Regions from separate parts of the Mus musculus genome. Here region 2 is linked to region 1. A link is a loop called in an ENCODE intact Hi-C map of the cell type or tissue named here. Cell type or tissue: left cerebral cortex. All regions are shown on one strand. Each heading gives the region's core, and the rest is flanking DNA. Links, peaks and the distances in the headings are about the cores only.

Region 1 (5,380 bases), core at 175-5,174:
ACATCTTCTGATAATCCCATGGAAAACATGGGTAACTCTTTTTTTTATCATACACAGAATATTATTCCTGGAATTTCATGGCCAGTGAAATAAAAAAAGCTTGAGGCTGTTGACAATATTGTCAAATTGCCTTCTAGAAGAGCCCCATCTAGCCACATGATGGGAGAGAAGCCATGAGCTTCTCAACGGCAAGTTACATTAAATCACATCACTCTTAATAATGAAGTTTGGTTTTCCTTTTGTAAATGTTTCTTCACGACTTTGCCCAGTGACTTGTTGGCATTTTAGCGATTTTACCAATGACAAGATTAACTTATATTTTTTTTTTCTCGGGGACTTTCAAAGTTGAGATGACTTTTTAAAAGTCCTCACGTGTTAACACTTGCCAGAGAGACAGAAGCCTCCCCGGTCATGGAAGCTTAGGGAAAATGCCACAGTTGGACTGGGTCGATTGGCTTTTTTGTGTTTGTGTCAATCTCTGTCAAAAGTTAGATGATCTTTTTGACATGAAAATATGTTCTTGGAGAAGAGGCAGATTCAGAGAAATGATTCTTCATTTTTGTGAGTACCCTAAGACTCCTTCTAGTGAGCTAAACCAGTAGGTTTGTGCCTGCCTGCCTGCCTCTGTCGTTCTGTCCTTCCACCTATCTATCTTTCTATCTATCTATCTATCTATCTATCTATCTATCTATCTATCTATCCTGCTCTTTTTCTCTCTAATTTATATATATATTTTCATCTATCTTTTTCTATTTGTTGCCTATTTATCCATCATTATATATAATTTATCATCTATCCTTTATTTTATATCTAGATCATCTATCAATCACCTATCCTCTATCACCTACCTACCATTATCAACCTGTTGCCGTCTATCACTTAATTTATACCTTTATGTGATCTATCAGTATCTTGACCATTTTGATCCAGACATTTTGGGGACAGCCCTGACATACTTGATAGGTACTTCCTTCCACAGAGAAAGATGTAGATGTCATAACCCAACATGCTGTGGCCTCATACTCCCAGATAATAGTCTGTATTTATGCCTTTGTTTTTCCCATAAGCCCTTTCTGCTTTTGGTGATACTGAATGTAGTTTTAACTGGTACTTTAAGTTCAACTGTCTATCTTCATCTCTGAAAAAAATATTGTTTACATTACCTGAACCAACCATGACTTCCAGTTGCCATGACAGTGCTCATCTTTGATACCATTAGTAGAAGTTATCAGACTGGGTTCCTGTCTGACTAGTAGGGTGGTCTCAGCTACCAACTTTGGTCAAAAGCAGAAGAAAAAAGTTTGGATTCTCTTTCCAAGAATCATCACTGATTTGATCATCTATCAAAGATTCTCATACAAAAATGATTTAGGCATGAGATGTCCTTGTCTACAGTACTACAGACAGTACAAAGTGTCATGATACTAAGATGTTCTAAGAGAAATGGCTTGATATCGACTCTGGAAATCTTCCTACTCTGATTTTCATCTCTGTTTTATGTCACCCACTTGGCACCAAATGGCAAAAGCCTGGTGGTTTTTGTTTTTATAGGAATCATTAGATCTGTGGATGAATAAAACAAGAGCTAGTGAGTTAAAATTTTAATGCCTTTGATTATTCAAACATTTTATCTCCAGAGTTTTTGCAGCAATTTCGGCCTCTGGCTAAACAATTATTACACTGTGGTAGTTTTCCTACTTAGCAGTATGTGCCCTAGTATCCACTGGCTTCCTTTCCAACATAAATCCATTTGTTTCAGATTGTCGACACATCTGAGGTTTCTGTCAGTTGCTGACCATCATGCACACTGTACAGAAACACATTGTCTATGCCACTGTGTGGGCTGCAATCTCAGCATCCCAGGGAGAGTTCCTGTACCTGTTCACCAAGCAGATAGAATAAAACAATTCTCTGCCAATCTTATGTGAAATAAAATATCAAAAAAATAAAAGGAAATAATAAAAAATGAAACAACACTGAAACACACACACAAACCCTACACTTTATTTTGGAGTTTGTCACAATTAAATGCTTACCAATTCAAAATTGATACACCATCTCTATATTTTAAATAGGTTACTAGTATGACTATATGATAAAAGCATAATTTATAGCACTTAATTAAAATAGGCAGCTGCTTGCAATGACTTAGAGTTCAACTACATCATTCAGAGTGAACTACATGTCACTTATCTATACATAACTCTATCATCTACAAACCATGTGTTGGGCTAGAGATATCATTTGTGGGATAGAGTGCCAGCCTATCTTGTGTTAGGCCCCAGATTCAATGTCAAGTACAAGGAGGAAGGAAGGAAGGAAGGAAGGAAGGAAGGAAGGAAGGAAGGAAGGAAGGAAGGAAGGAAACAAGCTATATGCTAGAAGCTCTACTCACAGAAGAATCGAGATGTGATTCTATCAAGTATAGAGTGCTTCATCTCAAGGATGAACCCAGTTTGCAGACTATCTTGTTACTCATAAGCTATTGATACTGGACATTTACTGGCAGTCTGCCTCATATCAGTCCCTACTCTTGTTGTGTAGGGTTTTTCTGACTCTGCAGTAATTCCCAGACACCCCAGTTGTGGTAATTAAGACATAGGAATGCATATGAACTAAGCACTAGGGGTAAAGGGCAAACATGACATCTGATAAAGAAAACAGCTTTGCATAAGAAAAAGCCTTGGGGTTTGTTCAGAACTCTAGAAAAAAGAAAGAAAGAAAAGAAAAAGACAATTTTATTCAAACTGAATTTGACTGAGGGAGCTTATGAAAGGTTATTTGTCTTGAAGGTCAGTGGGTCAAATCTGGACTTGACTGTGAGAATGATAAGATGTTGCTGAATTTTAATCAGAGGACTGCTGAGGTTTATTTTCTATGTTTAAATGGCTATTCTGGCCACAGCTCAGAGACTGAGAGAGGATGAAAGAGGAGGTTTTGGAATAGACCAATCAAGACAGGCTTGCCCTACCCTGGAACTGGGCTGAAATGGTGTGGAGAAGGTGGATCCAAGTGTATTGCATCCATTGTTCCTTGACCAGATGATGGAGGAAAGGCAAAGATGTTGTGGGGAGGCCCAGGAGATATTATATCTAACTCCTGAAATGGGGTGCAGAGTGAGACAATGGGCTCCAAGTCAACTTCCTTATGCAGTGTAAGAGGGCGGCCAGTGGGGGAGCCTGACTACAGGGAAGCAAGTCACCATCACAGACATGACAGTGTTCAGAAGTTAGGCCGGTTATAGAGTAGGGTTTCATATTTGGGTGGAAATGAATCCAGCGATGATGGGAAGAGTCAGAGCACTGGAACTTCTGTAGGTAGGAGACTAGCAAGAAAAAAGCAGGTGCCAGGGGAACCTAAGAACTACAAGGCAGGAAAGCAAAGATGGTGTGGTGCCACCAGATAAAGAGTATCATGAAAGGAAACATATTAACAAGTACCAAATGTTGCCTAGAAGGCAATCACAGTCAGGTCTAAAAGTGTCTTTAATGTTTCTCCTTTAAAGGAATGTGTATGTGTGTGTAAATATATACACACACAACACATATACTTTTAGCCCTGTGTATGTGTGTGTGTATGTGTGTGTGTGTGTGTGTGTGTGTGTGTGTGTGTGTGTGTGTGTGTACCATTAGTACCCATTGGGATGATTGCTGATGTCTTTCAGGCAAGGAGAGGCTGAGATGAATCTGACAGAGCTTGTGCTAGAAAGCAAGGATGAATCACAGAGGAAACAACACAACGGCATAGGATCGGGCTGCATTCGTAGTTGTTCTTCTTGTCCAAAATCACAAGTTATCCAGGAAAACGGTCTTAATTGGTTTCTACAAGTTGACCATCTGGAAAGTCCCCAAGTTTGTAACAGTCATGCTGTTACAAAGGAAAAAAAAAAATCAGAACTGATGCCTCCTGAAGCAGCAATTCAGTGTTCTTATCTGAAGTTAGGAAAAAGGGAAATGGAGCCTAACCTTGTCTCCCAGGAAGGAATTGTAATTATGACAATCCAAATGATCTCATTTCGGAGGGAAAGCATGCTGGCTGCTCATAACTTGGTTCATCACCTCACGGTAGGACAGAACTGATTTGGGAAGTCTCAGATTCGTTAAAAATCATTAGATGTGAGGTAGGCAGGCTGACGCAGGGATAATCAGCACTGTCCAACCAAACCGCCTGTTGAGCTCAAGGCTGTTTTTGAGCACGGATGCATCTGGAAATGGCCAGTACTTTCACTGATGCGGATAGGGCTCTTGGTTTTAGTGATGCAGGACACAGGGCTGGGTGTCACCCACTCCTGTCATGGAATCCTCTTTGCATGGCTTCACATGGCACTTTGGGTCTAGTCTCCAGGTTACTGGAAATGCAAAGGAAAGAACCACAAGCTAAATAGCGCCATGGGAAAGTGTTTGGGTATGTCCAGAAAGCAAGATGTTTCATATGCTCCTAGTGTGGCTCTTCTTTTAAGTCAGGGCTTTGGAGAGGATTATGTTCTGGACTGGAGGAAAGCTAAGAGCCTGAATGGCTGAGCCTGGCATGAACATGCACAATCCTTAATATTCTCTCTCTCTCTCTCTCTCTCTCTCTCGTTCTCACTTTCTTACACTCTCTGTCTCTGCCTCTCTGTCTCTGTCTGTTTCCGTGTGTGTGTGTGTGTATGTGTGTGTGTGTGTGTGTGTGTGTGTGTGTGTGTGTGTGTGTGTGTAGGGTCATGGACACTATTGGAAACATTACTTTTCACTGAGTATTATATTACTTTGAGGGTGATTGTGAGTTTTATAGGTGTGCTCTCTGTTCTGGGAAGTGGCCATGTCTGGACAACTGAAAATCTTCTAGGCACATGGCCCCTCCATCTCTTGAGGCTCCAGATAGTTTCCCCTCCTCTTCCCACTCAAGGTATACTCAGTAGTAACAAAGTCCCACAAAATGAGTCTCTGAGCATTTAAATATTCTTCTCTGTCCTCTTGATCATGTACATACTCCAGAGATGGCACATCAAGCCATCTGGTGTGACTTGCCTTCCTGTTGGACTGAGATGGGCACATCTTCCATTTGAATTTCTAGTGGAGCGTGCACTTCACAGTTAGGACAAAGGTCCACCCAAAGAAGAGTAAATGTTTTATTTGTTTGTTCTTTGTGGGGGTGGGTAAAGAAAATTGTGCTGATTCTTTGCCTAGAGCAGAGCTATACACACTGCATTTCAACAGATAATCATTAGCCCAAAGTCTGTCCAAATTCAAGGCATGATTCAAATTTCATAGTGGGTAAAGATTAGGAGAAAATGTCTACAATATTTTGGAAGGCTTTTAACATGCCAACGGTGGGAAGGAAAAACTAGAAATCAACTACCTCCTCACCAGACATTTTGTGACACTTTCTACTCCAACCA
Region 2 (5,380 bases), core at 86-5,085, 350 kb before region 1:
TGTCCACTTCTCACTCACTATTCCAGGTTTCTAGTGATGTTAAATGTATTCACTCTCTTGCAGTTCCTAGACATTCTTAGCCTATGTTCCTTAGATGAATAATGAGTCTGAAAGTGTATTGAAGAACTGCAACATTCCAGGATGACATTTCTGCCCCTCGTACAAATTTAACTGTTAGACACCCATGGAGTGATATTATTATTTTTATCCCATTTTTTAAACCATTGAGGCTCAGAAAGCTTAGGACTCTTAAGGTTGTCAATCAGTTGACCTAGCCAACATATTATACCAGCTGTTTATCAACAAATGACTGGATAAATACAATGTGATATGCATATGCAGTGGAGTAGCATACCATAAAGAATGAATTGTACCATTTTCAGGAAAAGGGGTAGATCTGGAGATAGCACTGTTAAAGCAAAATCAACCAGACGTAGGAAGATAATTTCATTTTTTTCTCTCGTATACAGAGCCTAGCGTCCAGATGACTGGCATGCAAGCAGAAGGAAGATTTTGTAGGGACAGGATGGGAATTAATGGGAAGGGGAAGAAGAGACAGTAATTAGCGTGCTGGTGAGTATGGCCAAAGTACATGATTGTGCTGGGTAGCTTTGTGTCAACTCGACACAAACAAGAGTCATTTGGAAAGAGGGAACATCAATTAAGAAAATGCCCCACCAGACTGGCCCATGGGAAAGGCTACACAGTGCGTTTTCTTGACTGACGATTGATGTGGGAGGGCCCATGTCATGGTGGGTGGCTCCATCTTTAGGGTGGTGGTTCTGGGTTCTATAAGAAGGTTGGCTGAGGAAGCCATGAGCACTGTACCTCTATGGCTTCTGTATAAATTCCTGCCTCCAGGTTCCTGCTGTGAGTTCCTGCTCCGACTTCTCTGGATGATAAACTATAAGCTGTTAAGAAGTAAACCCTTTCCTCCCTGGGTTGCATTTGGTCATGGTGTTTTATCACAGCAACAGAAACCCAATGGAGACAGTGATGTACTTGAACGAGAGCAACTTCATGAAACCCCACACTGTACAGTGATGAAAGGAACCCTGTGCACTTATCACAATACAATAGGCAGTACAGCATTAAAGATCGCCACATGCTAACTCACAGGACAGCAATAGATGAGATTTCAGAGCAATGAGGAGCTAATTTGGGGCAGGAAGCCCCAGGAAGAAACCTGGGGGTTAGGTCTTGTGAGTTGCTTGTGGTTCCCAGTTTCAGAGCTCAGCTGTCTCACTCATGTGAGAGTCCAGCTGGAATTGTCCTAGCTGGTGGGTGGTGTCTGATGTTATATCATTTCCATTGTGTGGACGGAAACCCTTGGCATCCAGGTGGCTTCTGGACCTGGCCATTGCCCTCTCATCAGTTCAGAGTCCCATCCTTTGCATAAATGGTTGTACACCTGCTTGCCCATGTTGATCTGTTTTACTGAAGACTTAATGCACTGGATCAATAACAGAACTTAAAAAAAAATAGTGCTTACAAATGCCAGCATGGGTTCTTCAGTTCCCGGTTCTCTACTTCAAAGAAGTAGTGGAGAAATACCATATTTTTAACTCTAGCTGAAGCACTAGCCTTCTGTTTTCCTTTAGCCTTTTTGTTTTCAGTAAAGCTGCAATTCCCAACAACGTCCCCTTTGCTGTAGTTCTCCCCTGCTCCCTTCCCTCCTCCAGAGCCGGCTTCTGCAGGTGTTTTGACAGATGCCTGGCTCCAACCTGCGCCCATGGAGAGGCGGATATGTTCCTGGCAGTTCATGTTCCTGCTCAGGCTATTAACAGCTCCTTAAATGGGCTCACCAAGACTCAGTTCAGCCCCAGCCGGCCTTTTCAAGCTTGTCTGCCTGGGGTAGTGATGTTGCTGGCACTTTCCAAAGCTCTTGGAACCATCCTGTACATTTAGCTGCTTCACATGAAGATGCCACCCCGGGTAGGAAGGGAAGCTGTTCTGGCCCTAGAATCAAGACCATGAAAAAAAGAAACTTGTATACCTTATCATTACTGATCATTTTTTTTTTTTTTAGTGAGTCCCTTTGGGACCCAAGAGAAGAGAGCTCAAACTGAAAAGCAGGGTAAGGTGACTGAAGCAGAGGATGGGTATAACCCTACTGTGTGCTGAATGATTGGTATAACCCCACTGTGTGCTGAGTGATTGGTAGTCAGTTAACTACATGTAAGGACTGGGCCATGATCACATGATCTCCTGAGACTGGCATGCTCAGCTACTTGCTTCATCTCAAAGGGCACTCATGAAACTCCACCTCTTTTGCAATTTCTACAGCTCCAGAGGGGATGCCCTGTCCATCAGTGGCCTTTGCACCTCCAGTGGGTATCTGACTGACTGCATCAGAAACAGACGTCATGGGGACTGCACTGCCTTAGAATTGGGGTCAAGTGAACCTGGTGTTGAACTCGGGAGTCTTCACACCCCACGGCTTAGCTTTTGAGTGTCTCTAAGACTCAGAGGTTGGCTGCTTCCTGTCTGGGAACAGCTTTTGGCTGTTGACTTGCCTTGCATGGGCTGCAGTAGAGAGCAGGCCTAATGGGAAGGCTTCTCTCCCCGCAGAGGCCCTGTAAGTGGCACCACTGGGCGGCTGATGGGCTGTAAGCAGAAGACACTTGATTCCATGGCTCTGTGTGGGAAGTAGAGCTTAGCCTCCCTCTCAGCTTTGTGTCTCATTTCATGGAAGACACATTTTAAATCACATCAATTATTGGGTTTCCTTGATTCTAAGCTGTTACTGATTGTAAAACACATTATCTACTTAATGACTATAGGGAGGGGGTGAGGAGAGAAAGAAATACTGCGTAAAATATGCAATTTGACTACAAAGCACATTTCAAATTTTTGAAATGATAAATGTGCGAAATGAGAAAATGTTTTAGCTGAGCAATAGCGTTAGCATAGAAGATTTACTGCTCCAGTTTAGAGCGAGGCCAGTTTCTTGGGCAGCAGGAGAGGCATTTTCTTCTTTTGCAGGTTAGTTATCCTTTTTCCTGGCAGTGGTTTTGGTTCTGCAATTACCGGAGCGGGAAGAGGCCAGCAGCTCCCACACTGCTCCTGAGGGGCGATTTGTGGCTGTAATTTCTCTCTGTTGTCTGCTCTGCCGCCCACCTAGCTAGTGCTGAGTCCCACTGGTGGGCCAACGTTTACCCCCAGAGAGTGAATTTGCAGGAAGATAAATTCCCTGTTCCCTGCCTACATTTGAATGCTATTGTGAGACCGAATAGAATACAGATCACCACCAAATTGAATTCTGCGTACCTGCTCTGCTAAGTAGAAAATTGCATATCAAATAATGGTTCCTCAGTTCTGCTGTCTGACACAGAACTTCCTGTTTGCAGTGTTCTCTGTCACTCAGGTACATGAGCCCTTTTGCCATCCTCATCTCTCGATCTTGGGCATTTTCTTTTTTCTTTTTCTTTCTTTTTTTTTTTTGTTTTTTGTTTTTTGAGACAGGGTTTTTCTGTGTAGCCCTGGCTGTCCTGGAACTCACTTTGTAGACCAGGCTGGCCTCCAACTCAGAAATCTGCCTGCCTCTGCCTCCTGAGTGCTGGGATCAAAGGCGTGTACCACCACGCCTCGTGGGCATTTTCTTTTGGAAATATTTTCACTGCCAGCTTCTTCTCTCTCCCCCTCCCCATAGTGTTCTTGATAATACTGTTTATCTGTTATAGCAGTAGAGATGCTGGGCCTCTCTTTGTCTCTGTCTCTGTCTCTGTCTCTGTCTGTCTCTCTCTTTGTGTGTGTGTGTGTGTGTGTGTCTGTGTAAGTGTTTTACATTACTACCAGCAAACAGCAGGTGCTCAATAAACGTATATTGAAGTCAGAGGACTTCATGAATCAGGAGCCCCTGGCTGGCATAAGACTCTCTCTAAAGCTTTTCCATTGTGTGGCCTTTGGCCTGGAAGGGAGCCCAGGGCCCCTGCTTTTCTTCATAAGGCATGAGTTCCTGTGGTTTATATGCTCATTAGTGTCTGATTGGCATTTGAATACTGCTCTCTCCATGACATAATTCCTCATTAGACCTTTGTCTCTTTTTCCTCAAACTACTAGTAGACGCTGTGGCCCAGGGACATCTGGGGAGACGGCATGAGCCAGTGCAGTTGTCCAGTCCCATCTGGTCTCCAGGCAGTTGCACTGTCCAGCAAAGCAGGGGAGAGATGCCAAATACAAAGAGAAGAGACACGGGCATCAGCTCCCAGCCCAGAAGCAGTGCCCAGGGTTAGCAGAATGGGTTTGTCTAGGTACCGGAGTAATTGGAGTCAACAGGAAGATCCGACATCTTCCTCAACTCCAGCACCAATTTGATCTTTACCATGCCCCATTCCTTTGAGTTTGAAACTTCTGTTTTGAGTCTTCAGTAAAATAAAACTTCACAGCTCTGTGGAGTGATGCACACCTTTAGTCCCAGCCCTTGGGAGGCAGTGGTAGGTGGATCTGTGAGTTTCAGGTCATCTTGGTTTACATAGTTCCAGGGCAGCTAGAACTAGAGTAGTAACTCGTTGTCTCAACAAAACAAACAAGGCAAAATATCTGAAAGAAAACACCAAAAATTGTTGCTTTTTTAGCAGGAAGAGTGGGGAGGAGATGAAGTGCCCACCCACTGATGCCCCTAGTGTCTCTGAGGCTCATAGTTGTCGGACAACTCTTTCTGCCCTCTCCAGGATGCTGCTCTTTAGGGATGCTTTGTGAGGCTGCGGTGATGGAAAGGCAGCGCTGCTAGCTTTCTGTGAACATAGGTTAGGATTATCATAGCCCACACTGAGAGAGGTGGACATCCTCCCTCCTGCCTCTTAGCATCTATGTTCTTGGAGATTCTAAGGGTAGTGGCAACCTGCAGGCACTGTTTTATGTTCTGTCGTGCTGGCTTCTCTGGTGAGATATGGTCACCACAGACCTTTTCCTTCGCTTTTGTGCTAAGACATTGGAGCACTGTGTACGGTTTCTAAAGTTTTGTTTGTGCGAGGTTGTGTGTGTTCCATGCTGGCCGTTTCTGACCACTGTAGCTATTTTGAGTGAGCTTCAGTACTGTTGAGCGTATCTCATTGCTATAAGCAGACTCCTAGACACCTTCACCCATGAGTGTGAAACTCCGCAGCCACTTGCCCTGCCTTGCTCTGCATACCTTAAATCAGATGCTTTAAGCAGGCTTCCTACTCCTGTGCCTGAGATAATGTCCTTAAGTCCATCTGGTTTGTGTCACAGCACAGGATTACCTTTCTCAGACTGAATAATGTTGCATTCTGCACCCACCCACACACACACCTCATTTTGTTTACCCATTGGCTTGTCAGTGAGTGTTCGGCTGCTTCCACCACTTGGCTGCTGTGAACTACTACTGTGACTAAGCAAATATGCTTTTGCAATCCTG

What was found. Hi-C counts contacts between places; a loop is a spot of excess contacts. Peaks named below come from ENCODE experiments on the same cell type or tissue, not always from the same donor. Only the 100,000 strongest peaks of a DNase experiment are listed, where the experiment ranks them.
Region 2: it touches region 1 in a loop (2.0-fold over the local background); 2 of 42 quality-filtered maps call a loop at or near these places.

Annotation. Positions count from the first base shown.
Region 1 is chr15:32,006,846-32,012,225 of GRCm38, forward strand. No RefSeq gene overlaps it. Among named protein-coding and RNA genes, the nearest start is that of Gm32499, 150 kb to the right of the region's middle. In left cerebral cortex, for the core only: CTCF peaks have their summits at 3,165 and 3,367; no DNase peak of the experiment used is centred there.
Region 2 is chr15:31,657,987-31,663,366 of GRCm38, forward strand. No RefSeq gene overlaps it. Among named protein-coding and RNA genes, the nearest start is that of Gm32383, 25 kb to the left of the region's middle. In left cerebral cortex, for the core only: no CTCF peak of the experiment used is centred there; a DNase peak (open chromatin) is centred at 3,070.